Linked DNA regions of Homo sapiens: region 1 is linked to region 2. The links are chromatin contacts, found by Hi-C in ENCODE. All regions are on one chromosome and are shown on one strand. The core of a region is the stretch at or near the end of the contact, and the rest is flanking DNA. Distances in the headings are between cores, read along the strand shown. Region 1 holds the start of SOX3 (SRY-box transcription factor 3). Region 2 holds the start of ZIC3 (Zic family zinc finger 3).

Region 1 (5,921 bases), core at 912-3,411, 2.9 Mb after region 2:
TTGTAAAACCGAGTGTTGGTTCCTCCCCAACCTGCAAAAAAGTTTCAGGGCCGCAAAATTATCAGGACTCCATCATGTTGGTTATAAAATTTATTGATCTCATTTAGGAATTAAGAGTAAAAGCTTGAAAACCCTGAAACAAAGTAGCCCCTCCCCACTACCCAAACGAAATCTGAACACATTAGCGCGAAGAAATATCAAACAGATCACGGCAGAAATCACCAACTCAACATGATTGGACAGAAGCTGTCCCGCGGCCAGGGGCGGCGAGGCGGGAGACACACGCACACCTGGCTATAAATTAACATTGGCTTTAGCTGCCGCGCTGCTTGGAGCGGTCAGCGCCCCAAAAAACCACGAGGAAAACAGACGCGACACGACTGGGGGCGTAGGCGTTGCAGTTCTCCAGCTGGCCTCACCCGATACTATGTTTCTCCCATTCACTCCTTGGCTAACTGCAAACTAACAAGACAACATTTTCAAATGTAACAGAATAACCCTGGAACTCAGGAGGAGGAGTGGGGGCTGTTTTTTCTTTGCAAATAACACAGCGATTCCCAGCCTACAAAGGTGAAAGGAGCAGCGGCGTGGGGCAAGAGAGCTCTCTAGAAGTCCCATTTTCGCTGCTCCTGACTTATTTTTGCTTTTGTACAAAACCCGACAGCTACAGCAAAACTTTCAGCCCTCCCCATCATCGGTACAAGGCAACAGTCCCAGGCAAGCAAAGCTAAACAAGGCGTCCCAACTTGGGGGTGCGGGGCGGGAGTGGGGGTGGGGGTGGGGAACAAGGGTGGACGAGCGCAGGCCGGTGCTCAGATGTGGGTCAGCGGCACCGTTCCGTTGACTGCAGTCCCGGCGCCCTGGTAGTGCTGGTGCACGCCGTGCAGGCGACCGCCGGGCAGCGGAGAGGCGGCGTCGGCCGCGTCCCCGCCGGGTGGCAGGTACATGCTGATCATGTCGCGCAGGTCGCCGAGGCACGCGCGCTGAGAGTGCGATGCGATGGCGGGCGGCGGCGAGCTGGGCTCAGACTTCACTACCGAGCCCATGGGGCCCAGGCTCATGGCGGCTGCGGCCGCAGCTGCGGCCGCGGCGGTGGCGGGCTGCTGCCCGTAGGCGGCGGCCGCGGCTGCTGTGGCTGAGGGCGCCATGCCCCCGTAGCCCGAGGCGGCGGCGGCCGCGGCAGCGACGTTCATGTAGCTCTGAGCGCCGGGCGGCATCATTGGGCTGTACTGCAGGCCGGCCATGTCGTAGCGGTGCATCGGCGGCAGCGCGGGCGGCGGCGGCGGGCTGCTCATGCTCGGGGGCTGCGCGTAGCCCAGCTGCTCCTGCACCAGCGAGTACGCGCCGTTGGCCCAGCCGTTCACGTGCGTGTACGTGTCCAGGCGCTGGCCCACGCCCACCGGACTGCTGGCGGCAGCGGCTGCGGCCGCGGCAGCGGCGGCGGCGGCCGCGGCACCGGGAGGCAGGAGGCCGCTGGGCAGGGAGTACTTATCTTTCTTGAGCAGCGTCTTGGTCTTGCGGCGCGGTCGGTACTTGTAGTCCGGATACTCCTTCATGTGCACGGCGCGAAGTCGCTTGGCCTCGTCGATGAATGGTCGCTTCTCGGCGTCGGTCAGCAGTTTCCAGTCGGCGCCCAAGCGCTTGCTGATCTCAGAATTGTGCATCTTGGGGTTCTCCAGGGCCATTTTGCGCCGCTGCCCGCGGGACCATACCATGAAGGCGTTCATGGGCCGTTTCACACGGTCCTGGTCTGTACCCCCGCCACCTCCGCTCGCACCACCGCTGCTGCCGCCGCCCGAGTTCGCGCCGCCGGCTGCGTTCGCACTACTCTTGCCTGCGCCTCCCGGGGCTGCGGGGCCGCCGGTGCCCGCCGCTTGTGTGGGTGTCCCTACGGGGTTCTTGAGTTCAGTCTCCAGAAGGCTGTACATTGCCGGGGCGGGAAGAAGGTGCGCCAGCGTGGCGGGAGGAGAAGGCGCTCCCGGGGCTGGAGCGGCCACGGTGAAAAGGCCCTGGGACTCCGTCGGAGCGGAGCTTGGGGGCCTGTGGGCCAGCGAGTCCGGCGGGAAGGGTAGGCTTATCAAAATGCTCCGCGCCAAATCAGCAGGAACCCGCGGGCTTCTCGCACCTGATGAGTTCTCTCGAACAGGTCGCATTCACAGTCTGCCTGGGCTCTAGCTGGGCCCCTTATATACCTGCTCGGATTCCCCGGGGTTGGGGCTTGGTCCGCCCCTCGCAACCCGGAGGACCCGTGATTGACAGGTTCGCAGTGATGCGCCCTGGCCAATCATTACCGAGCCCCCGTTCGGCCTGGCTGGAAAAAAAAAAGTTCGGGGAGCCCTTTCGTTCACCCCACGCCCCTCTTTGGCCTAGTGACGTGGTAAGAGTTACTTAGGAGGCGGGAGTCCACGAGGCCCACTCAGAGGCCACCAATTAGGGTTTCAAAAAGTTTGAAAGAACGAAACCTGAGGAGGTGACGGGGGGAGGGGGGAGGGGGCACGCAAGCAGATTGGGGGGAGGGGGCAGAGGGGCGCCTTCGGAATTTAGAAAACAACTTTGCAACCCTGTCAAGGCAGACCGGCGCCCCATCCCCCGGCCAGCCCGCAAAGCTTCCCGTTGTCTGCACGGAGGTTTTCTGGCCGCTTCTGCTGCCAGCGCTAGGAACGCAGGGCACCACCAGCTACCCAGGCCGGCTTAGGGACTCCAGGCTCATTGGAAGTGCTCCTGGCTGCGTCTCCAAGAAGCTCTCCCTGGAATTGGCCGCTGGTTGTCCAGATCTTTCTCTAGGAGGGCCAGTGCGTCCAGGACGCAGCGTGGGTCAGGGGCCCGGGCATGGGAGACAGGCTTCAGGACTGCGGGGTGCATTCGGCTGTGAGGCTCTTGGGGGTTTGCAGGAGGGCGGGCAAGCAGTCAGTCGCCCGTCTCCTGAGCCTGTCGGAGGCGCTCGCACAAGGTGGTGTGGAAAGTATGTGTGGGACGTAGGGGGTGAACTGGCCTCCGCTCTCTCGATCCTGGCCCCCGCTTAGCGGCCCCTTTTTGTCTCTGCTCTGTGGCCATTTCGGTTTTTCCAGTCCGATGCCCCTGAGGGGGAGGGTCGGGCCCCTTGGAAAATCCGTTTTCATGGCAACACGGAGCCTCTCAGAGTGAAAGAAAAGTTTCTTGGAGGGGGGAACGTTGGCCGGAGCGGAGCCGAGGCCGTCCTCCGGGCGAACCGCCGGGCCCCCTCCACTGCCCCCGCACCTGCCGGGACCGCTGAGCGCTACTCTGGGCGCGCAGCCTCGCCGCCTCCCCCGGGAGCAGGCTCTGCTAACGGATTCCGTCCGTCTCTTTTATTGTTTTAGAGACTTCCTGAGATTCGGAGCGGGACATTCACTTGCTTGTTGGGTTATCTGCCAAAGACTAGCGGCGCGGGAACTCTGGCTGCGGGGAGAGGAAACCCCGATAATCGCCACTGCCAGCTGAAGCGAGTGGCACAGCGTTTGAAACTCTCGGAGCAGCCCGAGGTAGCGAGTGGGAATGAGAAGCCATCCCGGCAGATTTGGCAGAAACTAAAATAAGGTGTCCATACGGTGTGGGGTCTCGCCCCCCCATCATCCCTAGCCCCGTGGAAAGGTGGGGAACTAAACGGAAAGCATAATCTTAAGTGGGTGGGGGGCGCATGGGGGAATCCCAGGTTTCTAGCGTCTTAGCGTTAATGCAAGACCAGGCGATCCCGGGACTTCTGCATGCTGGGCTCTTCCCCCTTTCTCTCCACGAATTAAAAAGTACGCCTCTTCGGCTTGTTAGTGGGGTCAGGGGGGGAGTGGAGGCTCAGGGCAGGCCAGCCCCCTCTCGGCCAGGCGGACCTCTGGCAAAAGAATCCCGGCTCCCAGTCGGCATCATCTCTCGGAAGTTTGGGGTCTGGAAACTTGCCCCTTAAGTTTGTGTTCCACTTGATCTGAGTATTCTGCAGCCAAGGGCTGCAGTCAACTGGATGGGTATACGGATTTAGGGTTTTAAATGTAAGTAAACTCTCTGGAAGGCTTCTGTGTGTAGATACAGTGTGTGTGTGTGTGTGTGTGTGTGTGTGTGTGTGCGCGCGCGCGCGCGCGCGCGTAGCGAACGTGAGCTGATAAGTACGTCTCAGAAAACATAATGATTAGGCAATCCCTACCTGCACCTGTTTTCTTGGCGAAGTGGCCGACAAGGTCAAACTTTCTTAGGCAAATCCATCCTCTCCTACAGAAGCCAATGTGCAATATCTCTGCCCTCCTGCCGTCTTTCCCGCATGCCCTCTCTGGGCTTTTCTGGGCCCTGGAGGCTGTTGCTAAGTGAAGCGCGTTTTAGGAAACTACCCAACCGACGCGCGGCCTGGCGTCCAGTAGCTTCACAGATGTCAGGTTTCTTTCCAAGTTTTAGGACCCAAGTAAACGTTGCAGTGACAGCGCCTGGGCTGCATATTTCCCAAGGCAGGGGATACGGTGCTGGGCCGACACCCTCCCCGCAGCAGATTACCAGGGGAAACTAGTCACTGCTCCCAGCTGTCTGACATTTGATCACACTTAGCCCGAGGCTTAGGTGAGCTCATTTTTGCCCTACATCCTCCTGCCAGATTTACAGCAGTCTTTTGCCAGGACCAGGCACACTCTCCCAATTCTCCCGGCTTCTCGCTGAGGCCAGCTCCCTCTCGGGGGGTAGATACATAAAATCTCCGTATCTGGTGGTTCTGGGGTGATCTGCACATTCTCAAGTAAGAGCCACGCCAGATTTCCTTGGAAACTCTTGCCAGGACACTTTCTAAATACAAGCTATCATTTCAATAGACAAGCAAGGTTACCATTGCGGGCGTGGGGAGATGGGGGAAGGCTGGAAATAAATCAGTTCTTAGCCCACCTGCAGCGCAGGCTTAGCCACCAGCCCAGCGGCGCAACCTTCGCTAAGGGTCGGGAGAGGTGTCGCGACAGGTACCACAGCGCAGGAGGCCTCGGTTCCGGCTGGGGCTGCGGGAAGGCAGGGCAGCTGGCGGAGCCCCAACTCCAGTGTCTCCGACGCGCACCCTGCACCCAGCGAGGAAAGCAGAGGAACGCAGTGGGAACCAGGACCGATCCTTCAACCTCTTCAGGAGAAGAGAGCGCGCTCAGCAGCTCTCTCGCCCTCTCCAGCCTCCAAGTGCCCTTGGGCGGTTCACAGAGCTCCGGATCTGGCGCTGGGAACCCGACCAAGGCCTCCTCCCCATTCCCCCGCCCTTCCTAGAGAGCTCCCGCTCCCTCCGACTGGAGCCAGCCCTGGGGCTCCCAGAACCCAGGGCGCGACAATAGCGCCGTTTGTTGGCTTCGGTTGGAAACTTCACCCAGCGTAGCCTCTTGCCGCTTCGCCCTGCGGGGCTTGGAGGTCGCCCCAACCTTCGAAAGAGACCAAGCGGATTTGCGGCGGAGCAGATGTGATGCCTATCCTTAGAGGGCGGGTTATAGCAAAACTCCGGGACCAAGACTCTAGCGTGACTGGCCCAATGGGCTTTGGGTACATAGGGCACCCCTGCTCTGCCTTCTTCCTATTTCTAGGCTTGGCCGACATCAGGTGTCCCAAGTGCCTTATATCTGCAAAGAACACTCAGCAATTGTGCCTTAGAGCTACTGGTGGAAAGAGCAGGAAAGGAGCTGTCCCACGACTCGCGCGGAGGTATCTGCATTGATTCCTCTTCAGTAACTGCTCATAGGGGACCTTTTTCAAGGTCCCTGGCATGATTAGGACCCAACTTATTAGAAGAGGTGCCCTCAGCCGGGCGCGGTGGCTCAAGCCTGTAATACCAGCACTTTGGGAGGCCGAGGCGGGTGGATTACCTAAGGTCAGGAGCTCGAGACCAGACTGGCCTACATGGCGAAACCCCGTCTCTACTAAAAGTACAAAAATTAGCCTGGCTTGGTGGCGTGCGCCTGTAATCCCAG
Region 2 (5,840 bases), core at 2,698-5,197:
AGTTTCAAGGACATGTTGCAATGAGAAACACTTTGTGCTCCACTAGGGAGAGACAGGGGCACCAAATTCAGCGTCCTGGAATAATTCCCTTCCTGGATTCAAAGATTCATTTATTGAAATAAATCAGGAAGCCTTGGCAGAACGGAAATCCGCTTGCTGGGTTTAAAGGGCCTTTAAAATGTTGCGAGTGTTAGATTGCAAGTCTTTTCTAAATACAAAACAGAAGAAAAGACCGCAGCGTTTCCCTTGAACTTAAAGAAAATTACTAGGTCACCGAATCAGGATAATTTCATGTCCACCACATAAAATGTGTTTAGAAAGAAATGCTGCATGATAACACAATGTGCTGTGTATGTTCTGTTTTTCGGAGGTTCGACGGAAGAGAAAAGTGCTGTGGAGTTGGGCTCTGGGTTGTAGGAAGAACCCGGTCCTACCCTACTGCCCCTCAGGACGTTCTGTTTCCCTACTGCTTCTTCAAGATGGATTCTAAAAATCGGGCTCAAAAGCTTTGCTGGTTTAGAAGTGATCAGTTTTTCTGATTTTATTTACTGCTTTAGATTTGGGCATAAAAATAAATCTTTTTCCTATTTACCGTTTGAACTCAGTGTGAGGGAAAGGATCCCATTATATTTCCTATCCATACAAACATGTGGATATTTAGACCCGACCACATACAACTTGGGGACACATAAAAGAGATTTATTGGTTAATTTACGTTGCCTACTACACATGTAAACCCTAGTAAGCCAAAGCTGCTGAGGGAGCCTCAGCTATAGAACCACGACCCCTGGGTTCGAGTTGTCCTCCCTGACTAGAGCTGTGACTCCTGTCTCCACCTGAAAAACGAAAACACGAGAGTTGTCTCCATCCCCTCACCTCTGCCTGTGTGTAGGAAAAACTTTTCTCCTCTTAGCTTTCCCTCTTCTGCCACCACTCTGTTCTCAGACTCAGCTCCCCAAAGCGCCCTGTTCCCCGAAGTTGTTCCCAGAGTCTCCTCTTGAAAATCAAGTTTGGGGAGGAGAGAAGCTCTAAGTCATAAGAAAAACTTCGCGATTTTTCCCCCCCAACAGCAGTGATTTGCTTTGTTGGGGGTGGGGACTTTGTTTTCATGTGCAGTAACTAGCTTTATCTGGAGGGATTTTGCTTTCTACCCTCTTTTAAGGGTCAGGGGTCCCCCTCCCCAAATAAGGAAACTCCCACTCAAACCAACTGAAACCGACTTAGAAATGGCCTGCCTCTGACCTGCTGTTCACAAAGCCCCCAGCCTCGTCCTTTTGCGCGCATCTGGGACCCCTGCGTCCCACAGAACAACGACACCCCCTCAGAACCGCACTCTCAGGATGGGCCCGGCTGTCCCGTGAAGGGCTCCATTGCCCGGGATTTTGGCCTGGCTGAATCGCCTCAGGTCTGCCCCCTTAACAAGCATCCACCCCCCCGGCCCCCACCTCCCCACTTCTCGGTTGATGATCTAATTGAATTATGCCTTTTTGTTCCAGGGACTACAGAGCACGTGCTGGAGGCAATTAATTATCGGAATGTGGCCGTATCAAAACGGACACTGGGCACCGGGTAGGTCAGCGGCGGCAACTTCCCCCTGCCTTGAGCTCAAGACCCCTTCCCAAATAGGGGCATGATGAGCTCCCTCGGCTGCCCCCCTTCTGAGCCCTTCACCCAGTTGCAATCGCGCAAGGCCCTCGATTCTCGGGGTACCTGGCGGGACTCCCCGGAAACTCTCGCATCAGCGCTGGCCCGGCCAGAGCTCGACAGCCGCCCCTTCCCGGTCCCCTAGTCTCGAGAACCGCTGTCCGCGGGACCAGCTCAGTGAGGAAATCCAAACTTTTTCAAACCAACTACTTAGCCAAGGGCGGTTGGGGTTGGTGGGAGGTGAAGAGAGGTAGAGGGAAGAGAGGAAATAAAGGAGAAAGTGAAAAGAAAGGTGGGGCGGGGGGGGGGGGGGGAAGAAAGGCAATCCTCCTTTTTTGTAAACCTGACTCCAGGGGATTCATTTGCATGATTTAAGCATATTTGTTCTCTGAACACACCAGCGCCCCCCTACCCCCCCAAAGAAACCCTCTGCTGAGAGGCACTGAAACCATTCTTGGAGAGCCTATGTTCGGCAGACGCAATAATTTAAGTCAGCAGTGAACTCACCTTCCAACCTGGGGAGAGAGCTCTGGATGTGGAGAGAGAATTGGGGCGAGTTTGATGGGAGGGGGTGAATACGGTAAGATGTGCTACCGGTAGGGTGTTCTCCCAGCAAACTGGCTAAGAAAGAAGGTGAAGTGTTGGCTGGGCCAGGCAGACTGGGGAGCAGGAAGTGAAAGGCTGCAGTTATAAAGCGCTGCTTAAGGCGGTCTCTCCTGGCGCCTCTGAACTTGATCAGATGTTCTATTTCCTACAGAGAGATGGCGGCCAGGCTGTGAGGCTGCCTCAAGGCGCAGACTTTGGGGCTTGGCCCAGCTAGGGATGTGACAATCACAGCCATCTTTCTCTCTGCCTTTTCTTTCCACTCTCTTCTGCATTCTTTGCAAATGCCTTGCAGGACACAAAAATGAGTGAATTTATAGCCTTGTCTGAACCTGGTCATTATGTCAGAAAGACCTTGCAACAGACAGAAGGCGAGAGGACTTTCACACACACCCCTGGAAGTAAATCCTTAAGGGGTAAGCAGTCCCTGAGGTCACTACATGCTTTACCTTCTCCGGGTAGGAGTAGAAGAGAGTAAAGCCTTGGCTGTTCAGAGGAAAGAAAATTCCATGTCACAGTCCCCATTCAGCATCAGCAACCCCCAACACGACTTTTGCATTTGAAAATGTTGAGAATTCAAAGCTGATTAGCCTAGTGATTTGGAAACCACCCTGATACTGTGTGTGTCTAGTGTGTTTATTATGTGTTTAGTGTGTTGTGTGCATGTTTTGCGTACACTGGCTAAAAGTGTTCTTTGCATGTTTTGTATTTGTGGGTATGCTCGCTGTTATGTGTATTTGCTCTGTTGTGTTTAGTTGTGTTTCTGTGTTTGCTGTGTTGTGCGTAGTTTATGTTACTGTGTTGTATGTGCTTACTTTGTTGTGTTGTGTGCGTATTTCATATGTCGTGTTTGTTTCCTGTGGTGCGCTTGTGTTTACTGTGTTGTGTGCTTGTTTCCTACTGTGTGCTTGGGTTTACTGCGTTGTATATGTTTGCTGTGTCGTGCCCGGTGTGTAATTCGGGAAGTGGGCAGCGGCGAGTACGGCCGCTGCTCACAAACTAAAGGGTCAACGCTTGGCGCAGACGGAAGTAACGGAGATCAGCTCTAATTGTAATCGTTTCTTCTCCTTTGGGTCTCGGACAGCTGCCGACAGGTTGGGGGCACAAACGGCGAACTATCCCGGCCTGGGTCCCGGCCTCGAGGCCATCAGAACTCGCAGTGATTGGAGGTGGACGCAGCGGCTGGACCGGGAGCGCGAAACTGCTGCGCTCTCCCCAGGATCTGCGCCCTGCAGCTACAGAGGGGACATGTTCTCAAGGTGGTGAGGCAGCGGGGGCCCAAGCAGGACTGGACGTTGAGCGCCGCGTCTCCTCCATCGGCGCAGCAGTGGGACCGATCCTCGCGGGGCAAAGAGCCCGCGAGGGGTGGGGGAAAGCCCGCGAGAGTCCCGGCGGCGTCCCGCCGTTTGCCGGCTGGAGCCTGGCCCCAGTTCCCCGCAGCCACTCAAGCCCGGTGGAGCCCACTCGCGGCCGCCCGGCAGCCGCCGCCTCACCTGCCAGGCACCCGGCGGCTGCCCAATCAGCGGGGGTCGCTCGGCCGCGGCTGCCATGTTCTCCGCTCCGCGCTGCCAATCAGCCTCGCGGCGGCCAATGGGCAGTCCGGCCGGAGGTCAGGTGACCGCGGGCCAGCTGGCTCCCCATTGGCGCGCGCCTCGCGGCCTCCCGCTCGGTTTATGTGCGAGGAGTGAGTGATTGACTTTATCAGTCCAAGGACATTACTCTGGAGGCGAAGAGGCTGGGACTCGCGCGGCGAGCGGCAAGCGGCGAGTAACGAGCCTGCCTACTGCCCGCTGCCCGCCTGCCCGGCCGCTAGCCGGCTCCGCCACTTGGCGCAGCCCAGCCCGGAGGCCGGTACCCAGGGAGCCTCCTGGCCCCGCGGTTCTGTGCACTCGGGGAGAGGAGGGGTGCCCGGGACAGGATTGGCAAACTCCGCCCTCCACTTACTATTTTGCTTATTTTTCTTTGTGCGCGCCTGTTAGTTTGTTAAACCAGATCTAGTCCGAGTCTTTTCTCCTCCCTTCTCCTCCCTCCTCCTCCCCCCGCCAACACCCCCTCCCTGCTCTTTCTTCCCCTCCTCCCTCCTATCCCTCTGCAGGAGACTCTTGCAGTGACGGAAAGTTGCAGCCCCTGGTAGCGCCTTGGGGGTCTCCCCGCAGTGTCCAACCGCCGCCACCCCTTTCCGACTACGGCACTTCGGAGATCTCCTCCTTCGCCGGTACCCTCTCTCACTTCGGCCGGATCGCCTGTGCCCAGAACGTCCCACCCATGACGATGCTCCTGGACGGAGGCCCGCAGTTCCCTGGGCTGGGAGTGGGCAGCTTCGGCGCGCCGCGCCACCACGAGATGCCCAACCGTGAGCCGGCAGGCATGGGGCTGAATCCCTTCGGGGACTCAACCCACGCCGCCGCCGCCGCCGCCGCCGCCGCTGCCTTCAAGCTGAGCCCTGCCGCGGCGCACGATCTATCTTCAGGCCAGAGCTCGGCTTTCACGCCGCAGGGTTCGGGCTACGCCAACGCCCTGGGCCACCATCACCACCACCATCACCATCATCACCACACCAGCCAGGTGCCCAGCTACGGTGGCGCTGCCTCTGCCGCCTTCAACTCAACGCGCGAGTTTCTGTTCCGCCAGCGCAGCTCCGGGCTCAGTGAGGCGGCCTCGGGTGGCGGGCAGCACGGGCTCTTCGCCGGCTCGGCGAGCAGCCTGCATGCTCCAGCTGGCATCCCCGAGCCCCCTAGCTACTTGCTGTTTCCCGGGCTGCATGAGCAGGGCGCTGGGCACCCGTCGCCCACAGGGCACGTGGACAACAACCAGGTCCACCTGGGGCTGCGTGGGGAGCTGTTCGGCCGTGCTGACCCATACCGCCCAGTGGCCAGCCCGCGCACGGACCCCTACGCGGCCGGCGCTCAGTTTCCTAACTACAGCCCCATGAACATGAACATGGGAGTGAACGTGGCGGCCCACCACGGGCCCGGCGCCTTCTTCCGTTATATGCGGCAGCCTATCAAGCAGGAGCTGTCGTGCAAGTGGATCGACGAGGCTCAGCTGAGCCGGCCCAAGAAGAGCTGCGACCGGACCTTCAGCACCATGCATGAGCTGGTGACACATGTCACCATGGAGCATGTGGGGGGCCCGGAGCAGAACAACCACGTCTGCTACTGGGAGGAGTGCCCCCGGGAGGGCAAGTCTTTCAAGGCGAAGTACAAACTGGTCAACCACATCCGAGTGCACACGGGCGAGAAGCCCTTCCCATGCCCCTTCCCGGGCTGCGGGAAGATCTTTGCCCGTTCTGAGAACCTCAAGATCCACAAGAGGACCCACACAGGTAAGGGAAAAAAGCAGGCGGGCGTGGGTTCCACTGGCGATACCCCGTCACGCAGCGGACTTAGAGCGCGAGGGAGAGAGGTGGCGGCCAGGGAAAGGGGCGACGCCCCGCAACGGCCGCTCGAAAAAGAAGCGCTGTCAGTGACCATCCACCCCTAGCCCTCCCCGTCCCGTGGCGCCTTTGCCGAGTTCTAACTTCCCGGGCAGACTGCTCTGCGGTCTCAGGAACTAATTGGGACCTTCTCGCGCCCAGGAACAAACTGGCGCCG

Evidence for each region. A loop is a pair of places that touch in the nucleus more often than their neighbours do. Pooled maps may share reads with other maps.
Region 1: a pooled map shows a loop between it and region 2 (26-fold over the local background). The contact joins the promoter of SOX3 here to the promoter of ZIC3 in region 2. A Hi-C loop is called at or near these places in 5 of 37 single-sample maps with no recorded cell type and 10 of 50 pooled maps.

What each region holds. Positions count from the first base shown.
Region 1 is chrX:140,502,908-140,508,828 of GRCh38, forward strand. It overlaps SOX3 (SRY-box transcription factor 3), which reads right to left and starts at 2,162. Exons shown (of 1, transcript NM_005634.3): 1 at 78-2,162. The coding sequence starts at 2,153. The coding sequence ends at 813. RefSeq lists promoters at 1,895-2,603, 2,114-2,400.
Region 2 is chrX:137,562,180-137,568,019 of GRCh38, forward strand. ZIC3 (Zic family zinc finger 3) reads left to right here and starts at 3,948. Exons shown (of 3, transcript NM_003413.4): 1 at 3,948-5,572. The coding sequence starts at 4,513. LINC02931 (long intergenic non-protein coding RNA 2931) reads right to left here and starts at 2,305. Exons shown (of 3, transcript NR_186571.1): 1 at 2,152-2,305. RefSeq lists an enhancer at 4,349-4,934.